Linked DNA regions of Homo sapiens: region 2 is linked to region 1. The links are chromatin loops, found by intact Hi-C in ENCODE. Cell type or tissue: endothelial cell of umbilical vein. All regions are shown on one strand. Each heading gives the region's core, and the rest is flanking DNA. Links, peaks and the distances in the headings are about the cores only.

Evidence for each region. Peaks named below come from ENCODE experiments on the same cell type or tissue, not always from the same donor. Only the 100,000 strongest peaks of a DNase experiment are listed, where the experiment ranks them.
Region 2: it touches region 1 in a loop (5-fold over the local background); 2 of 110 quality-filtered maps call a loop at or near these places.

The regions. Positions count from the first base shown.
Region 1 is chr6:154,444,923-154,451,895 of GRCh38, forward strand. CNKSR3 (CNKSR family member 3) reads right to left here. Exons shown (of 13, transcript NM_173515.4): 2 at 5,173-5,336. Among named protein-coding and RNA genes, the nearest start is that of CNKSR3, 62 kb to the right of the region's middle. In endothelial cell of umbilical vein, for the core only: no CTCF peak of the experiment used is centred there; DNase peaks (open chromatin) are centred at 3,219, 3,679 and 3,849.
Region 2 is chr6:154,290,204-154,297,176 of GRCh38, forward strand. The region is part of intron 1 of IPCEF1 (interaction protein for cytohesin exchange factors 1); the gene reads right to left. Among named protein-coding and RNA genes, the nearest start is that of IPCEF1, 63 kb to the right of the region's middle. In endothelial cell of umbilical vein, for the core only: no CTCF peak of the experiment used is centred there; a DNase peak (open chromatin) is centred at 2,848; H3K27ac peaks cover 2,091 bases.

The sequences.
Region 1 (6,973 bases), core at 2,076-4,575:
GCTGGCTTTGGCTATGTGGGCCAGAGAGAGGCAAGTCACGTGTCAAAATCAAGATACATAAAGCATAAATATACTCGGAAGTAGGTAAGAAACTTTTTTTTTTTTGCAAGATGAACAATGGTAAGTTAAAAACAACAACAAAAGGCTTTAACTTTAACAAAACAATTCTAATTTTAAATAGATTTTACTTGAAGTTTAAATTTATGTTACCTCCTAGTGAAACAAAAAATAATATTTAAAAAATTAGAAATTTTGAAAGAAGCAAAAATTAGCTGAAAATGTTCTCTTCCAAACTTTTGAAAAAAACTGAATTTCAAAATATAAATGAATATTCTATATTAGCAGTATTTTTCTATCTAAATGTGATATTCATTTTTTGTTATTTTCTAGAGACTAAAATATAATAATATTGTCCTTCAATAGAGAGACAAAAATAAGATGGATTTGCATCACAGCTTTTTAAATTCAAAGAATCAAAGACTCACAATTGAATGGATAAAGAGGCCACAAGACAGAGCTTGTTTTGAAGGACTTGTAACTATGATTAAAGGGAAAGGTCCCCTCATTCGGTCACTCAGCCTGCCAACTTACATGAAGAGTTTTGAACTAAAAGCAGGAAAGTCAGCTTTCAATAATCAATGTCACCATAAATTACTTGGAACTTTTATTACCATATACATAACGTTTACTTATTGAACTCAAAGAGGATTAAGAGCATTTTATTGTTGCAAGAAACTTTAAACCTCAATCTTCTAAAAACATACCACTTTTAATACTGAAATAAAGGGGTAGAGTGGCTTCTTATAACTGGTTCTCTTCATTTTCCACTCAGTTTGCTCTTTTTCTTCCCCAAAACAAATAATGGACCTAGAAAGATGAATAAATATAGCTAGAATAGAATTTTTAAAAGAAGGAAGGAGGAGAAGAAGAAAGGAAAGTTCCTTCCCTTCGACCCCATTCCACATTAAAGAGAGAACAAGAAACTGATTATAGTAGCTCTAAAGAACCTCTACTGTAGAAGCATAATCAGGAAAGGATTATTGACTTAAGTGCCCCATAAAGACCGAAAATAAATAATTTCTCAGACCAGATTAATTATTTTCACCAGTCTTTTCCCCAAAACTTGTCTCCTTCAGAAACTGCTTTGAGATAAAGCATCAAAAAGATACAAATTAAGTAACACAATGAGTTTCTGAAAATCTGTTCACCTACTAAAACCCTTCCACTGAGATCTCACTTCCTAGGGTTCACCATCCGGGATCCTTTCCTGATCTGGCTAGAGAAACCATACACTAAATGGGAGAAAAGGAAAGCAAAAAGTCTTAAAATTATACACATTTAGCTAAGGACACACCTTACACAACTTCTTCTCTACCATCTTCTCCATTCCTACTAGCTCTGTTCGTGATCTAACGTGTGATTAAGGTGTGCCAGAGACACAAAATCAAAGCCATCTTATTGACTTGGGTCAATTAAGAGACAACCTAAGAAATATAGTTCACAATTTTCCTAAGGCATTTTTAAATAAGCTCATAAGCAAGATCAAGTTAAATACAACTTGCCAGCAAAAATTCCTGTTCCTGCATTTCTTCTCATAAAAAAGATAACATGTTTAAATGATTTGCCTTGGGTGAATAATAAACAACAAATAATCTCAGAGGTATACCAGTGCGCATAAGCACTCTAGGCCCATAGATTCATGACAGGTACTTCATTTAACCCCAAGTCTAGGTAGCATCATTTAACACATGCATCAATTCCAACTCTGTTCATTTCTCAACCTCCTTCAACCTTCAAAACACAGCTGCCCATGCCTTGGTGTTCAGTAAACTAGGGCCTCACTGACTTGGCAAAGAACACAGGTTACAGTCATACTTATCTTTTTTTTTTTTTTTTTTTTGAGATGGTGTCTCACTCTGTCGCCCAGGCTGGAGCGCAGTGGCATGATCTCGGCTCACTGCAAGCTCCACCTCCTGGGTTCACGCCATTCTCCTGCCTCAGCCTCCCAAGTAGCTGGGACTACAGGCACCCGCTACCACACCCAGCTAATTTTTTGTATTTTTAGTAAAGACAGTGTTTCACCATGTTAGCCAGGATGGTCTCGATATCCTGACCTTGTGATCCGCCTGCCTCGGCCTCCCAAAGTGCTGAGATTACAGGCGTGATGGGATTACAGGTGTAAGCCATTGCACCCGGCCACAGTCATACTTATCCTTATTGGTTATTCTTACTGGTTATTCTCAATCACACCCTCTCGACCAGTACTGGCCAACAGAACTCTATGCACAGATGAAAATGTTCTTTATCTGTGCTGTCCAATATCGTAGCCACTAGCCACATGGAGCTTCTGAGTACTTGAAGTGTTGCTAGTACAACCGAGGAACTGAATTTTTTTTTTATTTTAGTTGATTTTCATTTAGACAGTCACATTGGGTAACAGCTATCCTACTGAAAAGAGCAGCTCTATAATCGGTCTCAGGTACCCTCTACCCAGAGAGAGGAAGAAAAATTGGGTACAGATTCTAATTCAATCTGGGAAAGTGGTCCTGGTCTCATCATATAATACAAATCACTCTCCTAAGCCACGACTGCCAGCCAAAGTCAATGTTCACAAAAGATGGTTTCTCTCATTGCTCTCTAACCATGACCAGCTAATTTGTGAGCCACTGCTCACCAGTTTTGGAATCTTCATTAATAGCTGTTTCCTATTTTAGGTTCCTGCCCATCTATCTGCCCCTCTCCTTACATTGATACTTTCCAGTGGTTTTGTTTCTCCCCTCCCCCTTCCTTACTTTTAATTATATTCATTTCCTGTCTATCATAAAATCAACATCCACTAAACTAAGTTTACATAGAAACCTCTTTTATAACACCAAGGCCAACTGCATTTACACATTAACTGCCCTGGAGATGTTCTGTTCAAAGCATCACCAATTTATATATCCAAAGATCTATATGCTATAAATGGATTAAAAAGACAGTATAATTAGTATATGAATTATAATAAGAATATTCAAAAAGGAGATTATATCCAGACTAAAGACATTTTAGTAAAACTCACTAAAATAATCCACACTCTTTTGTGAACCCCTAAGTGACCCCCCCTGTCCAATGTAGTCACTGGCACAGAGCAGGTCCAGAATGAGTCTGAGGTCAAAGCTTGGTCTACAAAGGAAATTAGAAGGAAATTGTAGGAGATAAAACACAGCTTTAGGTTCTGGCATTTGTCCAGCTTTGTTCATTTTAGCCTAATGCTCTAAGAGGTAGAGAAGAGGAAAAAGCAAAGAGAATGCCCAGAGGCAGCTGTTACGTTTATCATCCCACTTGATGCATGTGATGCGTCTCTAGCTGACCCTTCCTGCCTCTCTTACTTTGGATTTCCAAGTAAATTTACCTGTCCTCAAAGTATTACTGCAAAGTGAAAGAGACAATTTGCAAAACATCAAGCAGAAAAGACGGAAAAGCCATGTTCCCAGAAAGTATAATAAAAGTAAACTCAAACACGTTTGTACAAAAAAAAAAAAAAAAGAAAATACAGTTTCGGTAATAAACAGGATGCTTAGATGTCTGGGCAGTGCAAAACACACAATAGTACACAGCCACATCTAAGGTGAGCGTTACTGTACAGATGGGAAAAACAGACATCACCATTTCCCCAGAGGTCACAGAGGGAGTAGCATGTAGCAGAGCCAGGATTAGAATGCAAATTCCTGCTTCCCAGACCCGTGCTCAGACTACTTGGCCATAGCGTCTCCCAGGCGGCAGCTCATTTATCAACTACAAATAATTTCCCCATTACTTTCCTAAACAAGAGCAGCACATCTCAGAGCAGAAGACAAGGCTCTGTCCATTTTAAGAAGAAGAATACACACAATGCAGCAAGTGTTATATAATCAACAGTACGCAGACCAGCGACGGCAAAATCATCAGCAGCACATTCTTTCCCACCATTCTCAGTGATGTAATTGTATATACCCCTGGCTGGGGTTCAGGGCATTACTAACCCAGCCTGAATGCTGTCGAGTTTGTCCAAATCCTGACAGTTAAGTAAACTGCATCTTTAGCCTGGCACCGGGACAGGCAGACTTGAATCCCACCCACACTAACCAATTTATAAACAAAATGTCCTTACAGGTGTTTTTGGCCCACACCTAACGAAGCTACCCATGTGATTCTAGTGTCAGGACCCAGCAGGATTTTACTCATTCATGTTAAAGCCAAAACCCATCATCTACAAAATGTAATGAAGGCCACATTTTTTTCCCATTTTATAGGTCATGTCAAGTGCAAATATCAGTTATTTAAATATCACAAATATCTGTGAAACTCAACCGCTTTTTATAGTAACAAAATCAGACATGAAAATCAGAACCTATTTCTCACTTCAATTTAGAAGATGACATTTTCTTTTCTTTTTTGAGACAGGTTCTCACTCTGTCACCCAGGCTAGAGTGCAGTGGTGCGATCTCTGCTCACTGCAGCCTCCACCTCCCAGGCTCAGGTGATTCTCTGACCTCAGCCTCCTGAATATCTGCGACTATAGGTGCGTGCTAGCCACACCTGGCTAACTTTTGGTATTTCTAATAGAGACAGGGTTTTGCTACGTTGCCCAGGCTGGTCTCAAACTCCTGGACTCAAGCAATCCACCCGCCTCGGCCTCCCAGAGTGCTGGGATTATAGGCATGAGCCACTGCGCCTCGCCAGAAGGTGACATTTTCATTCAGGAGTATTTCCATCATTTTTTCCTTATAAAAGAAAATTAGACTAATACAGAGATTTTCTGAAAAAGACAAACTCTTTCTGTAAAGGACAAGTTAATAAATATTTTAGGCTTTGGGGGAACCATGTGGTCCCGTTACAACCACTCAATTCTGTCACTGTCGCAAGAAAGCAGTCACAAACACGTAAGTGAATGGACATGGTTGTGTTCCTATAAAACTTTATTTACAAAAATAGATAGTGGGCCAGATTTAACTCGCAGGCCATAGTTTGCCAACCTTTAATGTAGAAAATAACTTATTTTTCCCCTTCCTATAGTATCTTCAGCTCATGTTTTATTTTGATGGAGCATTAAGGAAAGAGTGATATGCTAAATCACAAACAATGACGGCTTAAGAGAGCAAGGCTCTAAAGAACGTCATCACGGTACAGACCGTCTTTTCCTGAACTAACCAGTGCACAGAGAAGGTCCACAGCCTCCAACACAAGCTCCTGGTGTCCAATCCGTGTGACCCCCAGCTCCTCCAGGTCCTGATGGGAAATCTGCAGCAGCTGCTCGCCGTTGATCTTCTCTCGTTCAAACTTGTGGACATATTGTTGCAGGCAGTCATCCAACCCTGCCAAAAACAATCAGAAGTCCCATTATTGCCATTTTGTTCCTTTACCCACCCCCTGCAAACTGCCCACATGTCACATCAATCTCAGCAATCAACAATTATGATGCCACTATCTGGTTATCTATGTGAGGCCTATTGCACCTGATGGGCACTTTTGCATGACATGTCAAACAGGTTTTCAAGGGCAGCTTAACATTCTCAAGTGATCCAACAGAATTTTATGATAGTTACCTTCTCATTCCCTGTAAACTAAAGGAATAAACACCAAACCCCTGTTGACTTAAAATGCTAATTATCTAGACCAGACATGCTGTCTGTTTGCTAAGCAACCCTTCTTTTGGGACATCATCCCTCCCATCCCACGTAATCCCAGGGAGCTTGCCAGTCAAGACGCCTTGCCACAGTGGGTGGCACATGGCCAGGTCTCCCGTAGTGCTCTATACACCAGCCAGTCACAGGTTTAGGGATGGACATGTGACTCAAGCAGAACCAATCAGAATCTTCCTTGATATTTGATATATGGACACAAGAACTGAGAAGCTCTTTCTTACTTTCCAATCAGAAGTCAAAAGATAAACCTTGGCAATGCTGGCAGTCATTTTTCTCATCAGTTTTCTGAGAATAAATCCATTTGAGAAAGAGAGAGAGAAAATGCCCCCAATAATATCCTATATGCCCCTGGATCTAACCTTGCTTAATAAAGATACTTCTAGCCCTAGAATATTTCACTTAAGTTTAAATAAGTTTTCTTTTTAGATTAAGCTTGTTTGTGTCGAATCTCTGTCCCTTGCAACTGAAAAAGTTCTTATAAATACAGACTATAAAGGAGACAGGTATCAGCAGTGGTACCACATAGAAAGGCATGGTAAATGGGTTCGCTTACGGGAATTTTTCCAGGTCAAACACTATGGCCAAAAGTGCCGTATTTTAATGCTTGTATATAATGACTAAAACGAGTAAGCCAAATAGAACTTGAGAATTCTTATTCCTGTACAGAGAACTTGTTTTAATAATTTTACTGGAATAACATTTTACCCTGAATCAATTGATCTATTGAAGCCTAATAATAAAAGTCACCTTAGTGTTTTAAAAGACTTAGTGATTTAAAAGTGTTTTAAAAGTTATATAAACTCAATCCTAACACAAAGAGTGAACACTCAATTTAACGGGAAAAGTATGTAGAAAGCATGCTGCTGCCCCTCCCCACCAAACGCGCACACACACACACGCACACACGCATACATGCACACACACGCGCACACTCGTGCACACACGCACACGCACAGATGCACACACACATTTATTTCATTTAATCCTCACAAAACCTGTGTCAGTGGGTATTTCTCTGAGCTAGAAAAGGCCCAGCACTTACTTTTTGTAATACTAAAGTCTATGGATATTATAATCTGATGTGTGAGGCTAAACTACATCTCTGCCCTGCAAATGTTCACCATTTGCCTCCTAATAAGATACAGGAAGAAGAGTAGTTTTCTGATAACCATTTGGGGCTATTAAATATAGGAAGAGGAAGTAATAAAAAAAACTATGGTAACCATTTGGAACCCAACTCATCCTCCCTGAAATGACATCTGTCTAGCCCAGGGGCTAGACATTACGCAGCAAGTGAGGCTGGGGAT
Region 2 (6,973 bases), core at 1,875-4,374, 150 kb before region 1:
CCTCTGGGAACACTCGACTGGTAAGGGAAAAATGCCTCAAGTGAGCATGCATGCAACTTCAGCAAACACACTGAGCATGCTCCCCTCCCAACGTCTGGCAGGCCATTGCACATGCGGAAAGCCCACCCCAAGGGAAGAATCAGGGTAGGAGAGACAGAAACCCCTGTACCATGCTGATGTATAAAACCCCAAGTCAAAGATCAAACAGGGTACTTGGATCTCTCAAGTTGTCCGCTTGGCACTTTTCCAAGTGTACTTTACTTCCTTTTGTTCTTGCTCTAAAACTTTTTAATAAGCTCTCACTCCTCAAAAACTTGCCTCAGTCTCTCACTCTAAGTCATGCCCCTCAATTGAATTCTTTCCTTCGAGGAGGCAAGAATCAAGTTGGTGCAGACCTGCACAGATTCACCTCTGCTAACAATAACTTCCCACTGTCTCTCTCAAAATATGAAAACAAAAGTTTTCTCTCATAGGAAAGAAGATCTGGGTAGCAAATTATCAAAAAATCATTAAACTGAGATCCTCAACATTTAATTTTTTCTAAAGAGGACAGTAAAAATAATGTTTTATCCTTTTGAACACACCCCATGATACATTTTTACTTCACTTTTAAATACCACGAAAGATGTGCACATAGATTGAGAACTTCTATCTATTTTCCTGGAATTTTTCCAGTAGGAATATATTGCCTTTTTTTTTTTTTTGAGACAGAGTCTCACTCTGTGGCCCAGGCTGGAATGCAGTGGCACACACAATCTCAGCTCACTGCAACCTCCGCCTCCCAGGTTCAAGTGATTCTCCTGCCCCAGCCTCCTGAGTAGCTGGGATTACAGGCACCTGCCACCACGCCTGGCTAATTTTTGTATTTTTAGTAGAGACAGGGTTTTGCCATGTTGGTCAGGCTGGTCTTGAACTCCTGACCTCGTGATCCACCCGTCTCGGCCTCCCAAAGTGCTGGGATTACAGGCATGAGCCACTGCACCCAGCCCAGTGGGAATATATTTCAAATTAGTAACAATAATTCTATTCATTGCCTAAAAGCATACATTTATAAAAACACAGATTTTTATTTTTTAAAATCTATATATTTGCATCTCACAGAAAAATAAAATTGTAGGAAAACATGTTCTGCAAAGGACATATTTCAAGATCTGTATTTTAATAACTCAATCTACTTGAGTACTTGGATTTTTTTCTTTTTAAATTTTTTTTCCAAAATTTTATTTTGAAAATGTTTAAAACTATAGAAAGCTTGTAGGAATAGGTAGCAATGAACACCTAGATGGCCTTCACCTTGATTCCCAAATTATGACACTTTTCCACATTTGCTTTATCTCTCTGCATATCTAAATATTTTGCTGAACCATTTGAGTCACTTGTAGACATAAAGATGGTTCACCCCTATATACTTCAGCATGTACCTCCTAAGAGCAATGATCCCACTATAGTTATTAATAATGATCACACTCAGGAAAGGTTTTTTTTTTTTTTTTTTTTTTGAGATGGAGTCTCGCACTCTCGTCCAGGCTGGAGAGCCGTGGCACAATCTCGGCTCACTGCAAGCTCCGCCTCCTGGGTTCACGCCATTCTCCTGCCTCAGCCTCCCAAGTAGCTGGGACTACAGGTGCCCACCACCACGCCCGGCTAATTTTTGTGTTTTTAGTAGAGACGGGGTTTCACCGTGTTAGCCAGGGTGGTCTGGATCTCCTGACCTCGTGATCCACCCGCCTCGGCCTCCCAAAGTGCTGGGATTACAGGCTTGAGCCATCGCGCCTGGCCACACTCAGGAAATTTTAAATTGACAAAATGCAATCACTATACAGTCCAAATGTTCCAATTGTATCACTGATGTCTGTTTCAGTGTGGAAGATTTGTTATATTTTATTTTAAATCCTGGATTTAATCAGGGATCACCAAGGCATGTCTACGGTCTCCTTTTACCTTTCAGGACATGTTTTTGTAGAGTCCAGGCCAGTTGCTTTGCCTAACACCCCTCAATATGGATTTGACTGACTGTTCCTTCACAACTAAGTTAAACATTTTTGGCAGAGGTACTCACAGGTTGGAATGCTTTCCTTCTTTGTATACATTAGGAAAACCACATAACAGGTTGGATTAATATTTTCTTTCAATCACTTAGTAACACTTAGTGATTGCCTCATATAAACTAAATTTAGTGTCACAGTTTGCAATTTACAAAATGCTTTGATATGGATTAATTTATGAAATTTGCGCTACAATCGCATGAGGTAGGTTTTTTATTTTGGTCATCTTTCCTCTTTTGAATAGAATTTTATCCAAGTTCATACAACCAGCAAGTCTAGCTCAGTGGCCAAAATTTAAGTATAGAATTACCGTAAAAATCACCCTAGAGTAAGAAACTCTATTTTCAGGTCAAATAAATCTAGATCCCTTTTTCTCTTTTGTAACCTGTACTCCCTGTTGTCCAAACTCTTTGCCTTACAGTTCTTATTTTGTTGTGTTAAACTACAAGGTAGTGAGGTATCATGATTTATCTAAACATTTTTTCAACCATAATTATTTCAAATTATAAGAGTTAAACCAGAAACAGTGGAAAAAATGGGTATTAACTTAAAAGTGGGCGATATGTTAAAATAAATGAGTATTAGCTGTATTGAGTAAGCTAACACTCAAAGTGATTGGCTTTTCTTCATGTTTTTGCCTTTGCTTTGGTGCAACTAATGATATACCAGCTCTTTCTTTCTCCCCAGAACAAGATCTTATGTCACTTCCTCCTACATTCCAAAGCAATGAAAACAGTATTTCCTGAAGGAGTCATCTGTATGTTTACAAAAACTTTCCAGCATATTAAATTAGGTAGTTTTTCTTATTTACTTTTTGCCGTGGGGGCCTCACAATCGCAGTGCTGTTTAGTTAAGAATCAAGTCAAGAAAAGTTTGGGAATCGGTGTATGTAACTTGAGTCACAACTTATAACATGAATCTCTAAATAGACATTCCAGCCAGAAAGAGAAACAAACAGGTTTCCCAACCTATAGGTCAAGGGTACTGAAGCTGGCAAAAGCCAGACAAGGTTTAGAGTGATACTGAAATCTAAAAAGCAATACAACCCAAGTCCAGGTCAGCGCAACTGCAGATGCTTATCTGGGTGGCATCAGACTCAGATGTACCATCTCAATCACTTTCAGTATAGAAAGATCTTCAAGAAAATAGGCTGCAATTGTCCACTGACAAAAACCACTTTACTAAGCCTCAAGCTAAGATAACAGATCAAGATCCATTTACTGCTTCATCCATGCACCATTTCTCTAACATTCAGTGATCTGAATATCTCACTTCAAAGCAAAAGAGCAATTAGAGCCATTTAAAATGTCTGAATAATGAGTGTGATATTATTGTTACTGTCCAGTGTTCAATTTCATAAAGAAGCAGGAACAGACTCCTGAAAAATACCCGGAGAAAAAAATGAACTATCTTTTCCACTTCCACAGAGCTCTTCGAGCATTACATGACTTTCTTTTGAATTGGCATATTATGCACCCCCTAAAAGAAAACTCTCTACTTTAATCCCAAGAAAAGCATTATTCTTATTCTTCATTTGAATTATTTTTTAGGCCAAATACAGTAAAGGAAGTTGCACTGATGATTGTGCTTAAATATATAAATTGGGGCAAGACAGGGAGCAGCAAGAAATGTTTCAACTGTGAAGTCTTTAATAGAACATGTATCATTCATTTTTCCCCACTAATCCTCAACAGACTCCTATTATCTTCAGATAATAAGAGAGGCTGCCTGCCATTAATTTAATCACTGTAATTTCCTAAGAAATAAAGACTGATGTCTATTGAAAATTATTCCAATTATGTCTTTGAACATGAGTTCAAAACTGGTAAAATTACCACTTTCAATAATATATTAACCTCCTAATTGTTATTAGTTATTCTCACAATCCTCTTAAAGCAAAGAATGACATTGGGGCCCAATTCTTTTATTCAACTTTGAGACACAATTATTTTTAAAACTTTGCTCAAGTTCAACCCACTTCAGGTGTAATCTAACCCTTTAAAATACATCCTAAGAAGCAATTTATCTGCTTAAAAACAAAAACTGGGCCGAATCCTTTTTATTATATCATGTAAAATCAAACTATGTAACCACTTGAAAATAAGTAGAAGTAGGTAAAAGTAAGGAAATCTCACAGAAACACCAATGATAAAAGTACTGGAGGCTGGATGCAATAGGTTATGCCTATAATCCCAGCACTTTAGGAGGTCAAGGCTGGAGGATTGTTTGACCCCAGTGAGACAGCCAAGTATAAAGGGGTTTCCCGAGAACCTTCGACTGGCCTGTGCACAGGGAGGTGTGTGCACTGTGGTGCAGCCATGAATTTCACACCATTTGCAGAGCGGAGGATTCTGGCTTCCCCTGTTCTGGGGTGGTAACTGGGAATTCAACCTATGAGGCAGGAAGCCTACCAGCAGAACTCTCACTTTGCTGAGAGTCCCTGTTTCCCTTTTTATTTCCTTTTTGCCCAATAAACCCTGCCCTTCTCACCCTTCAAAGTGTCTGCGAGCCTAATCTTTCATGGTTGTGTGACAAGAACCTGGCTTTTAGCTGAACTAAGGAGAAAGTCCTACACCACCAGGAGTTCAAGATCACCCTGGACAACAGAGTGAAACCCCATCTCTTTTAAAAAATAAAATATAAAAATTATTTTTTAAAAAAAGTACTTGGCCGGGCGTGGTAACTCATGCCTGTAATCCCAGCACTTTGGGAGGCCAAGGCGGGCACATTATGAGGTCAGGAGATCGAGACCAGCCTGGCTAACACGGTGAAAGCCCGTCTCTACTAAAAATACAAAAAATTAGTCGGGTGTGGTGGCGGTCCCCTGTGGTCCCAGCTACTCGGGAAGCTGAGGCGGAAGAATGGCGTGAAACCAGGAGGCGGGGATTGCAGTGAGCTGAGATTGCGCCACTGCACTCCAGCCTGGGCGACAGAGTGAGACACCATCTCAAAAAAAAAAATACTAATAGCCAACATTTATTAAGCTCTGATTATTTAATTTGTACAGTCATGTGCTAGATGCTGCTCATGCATTAAGTATTCATTTTCACAGCAACCCCGTGAAGGTGGTGCTGTTCTTACAAATGAAGACCACTGCCCTGGCATCTGCCGCTGTGGCTGCTGTTGACTGCTCTGTTGGCAGCTGCCACTCCATTGCTCACGGGTGGCTGCCGTGCTGCCCCCAACCTCCTCTGGACACCCCCATCTCACCGCACCCCACCACCAACACACACACACACCTCTTTCTGCTCATTGATGAGGACTTTCCATAGTGGCACACACTTTGCTGTGAGCATTGCTTGGGGAACAGAGAGCACAGGGGGTCTAGGTCAGCGACGCCTGCACAAGGATCTGCTGCCTCTTCCCACACTGCTAGACTTCTTGGCTCATCTTGGCTTTTGCCAGCAGCCCCATGGCTCTCCCTCCAGTCCAGCCTTTTGTGGATCTGAGTCCATCAGCTAAGTCTGTACATGTCTAAGCTAAAACTGCAGAGAAATTTAGCCTCTCTTGCCCAGGGCTTTGGGACTCTTGCAATACTCCTGGTCATGCCTCTGTCCTGAACTGTCTGGAGCTCTCTGACAGCCAGGAGGTGACTGCCTGTCACACACATGTGCACACGCACACACACACACACACACACATGCGTACACACACACACACACGCACACACACACACACACACACACACTCTTAGCAGTTGGCTGGCCGCCATCTAATGTAGCAGGTCATGTTAGCACACTGTCTTCCCTGACACTGTTCAAAATATTAGTCCCAAATTATTAGCTATATGAAGGAGCTGACAGCTACTACTCTCAAACTTCTCAGTGTTCTGAGTCTAAATATGCTGTGGGCTCTGTGCATACATTTCATGAGGATAAAGGAAGCACAGGGAGATAGGGAAGAAAGGAACAAAACAGGAATGAAGGGAAAGGAGCCCTTTTGGGCAAGCAGATTCCAAGGGGTGCTCTTGTTGGGTTTTGACCACCCAGAGGGCACCAAGAGGACAGGAACACCAGAGGCAGGGGAAGAGCTGCTATAAGAAGAGGATGTAAAGAAGACAAGGGAGTGTGAAACACAAAAGTCACTTCTCGGATCCACCGTTGCCTTCTCTGCTTCTCCTAGAGGCCAGCGCCACATCTTTTCACCTGTTTAGCCCACCCTCAACTCCACCGCATGCCCTAGAAACTCCCAGGCTAGAGATTCATTTTTGGCAACTACCAACACCCAGGAAAAACTCTGTCTGTATCTCTCCTTGACCAAAACGTATGTACCACCTAAAATGTTGTTAAAATGAATATCGGCCGGGCGTGGTGGCTCACGCCTGTAATCCCAGCACTTTGGGAGGCCGAGGAGGGCAGATCACGAGGTCAGGAGATCAAGACCATCCTGGCTAACACAGTGAAACCCCATCTCTACTAAAAATACAAAAAATTAGCCAGGCATGGTGGCGGGCGCCTGTAGTCCCAACTACTCGGGAGGCTGAGGCAGGAGAATGGCGTGAACCCAGGAGGCGGAGTTTGCAGTGAGCGGAGATCACCCCACTGCACTCCAGCCTGGGCGACAGAGAGAGACTCCGTCTCAAAAAAAAAAAAAAAGAAAAAAAAAGAGAATATCATCCTCAACGGTTTTGGATAAAAACAGACAAAGAACATTAAAGTGAGAAAGGCTGACAGGGCCCCAGCCACAGTGGAAGTCAGGAGGATTGGATGCAGATCCTAAATGTGCGATATAAGATGACGCTGCTCTCTCTGCTTCCCCACTGGTCCAAAGTCATTACATTTCTTTTTTTCTTTTCTTTTCTCTCTCTCTCTTTTTTTTAAATAGGGTCTCACTCTGTCACCCAGCCTGGCATGATCATGGCTCGCTACAGTTGCAACCTCCCCAGGCTCAGGTGATCCTCCTGCCTCAGCCTCACTGAGTAGCTGGGA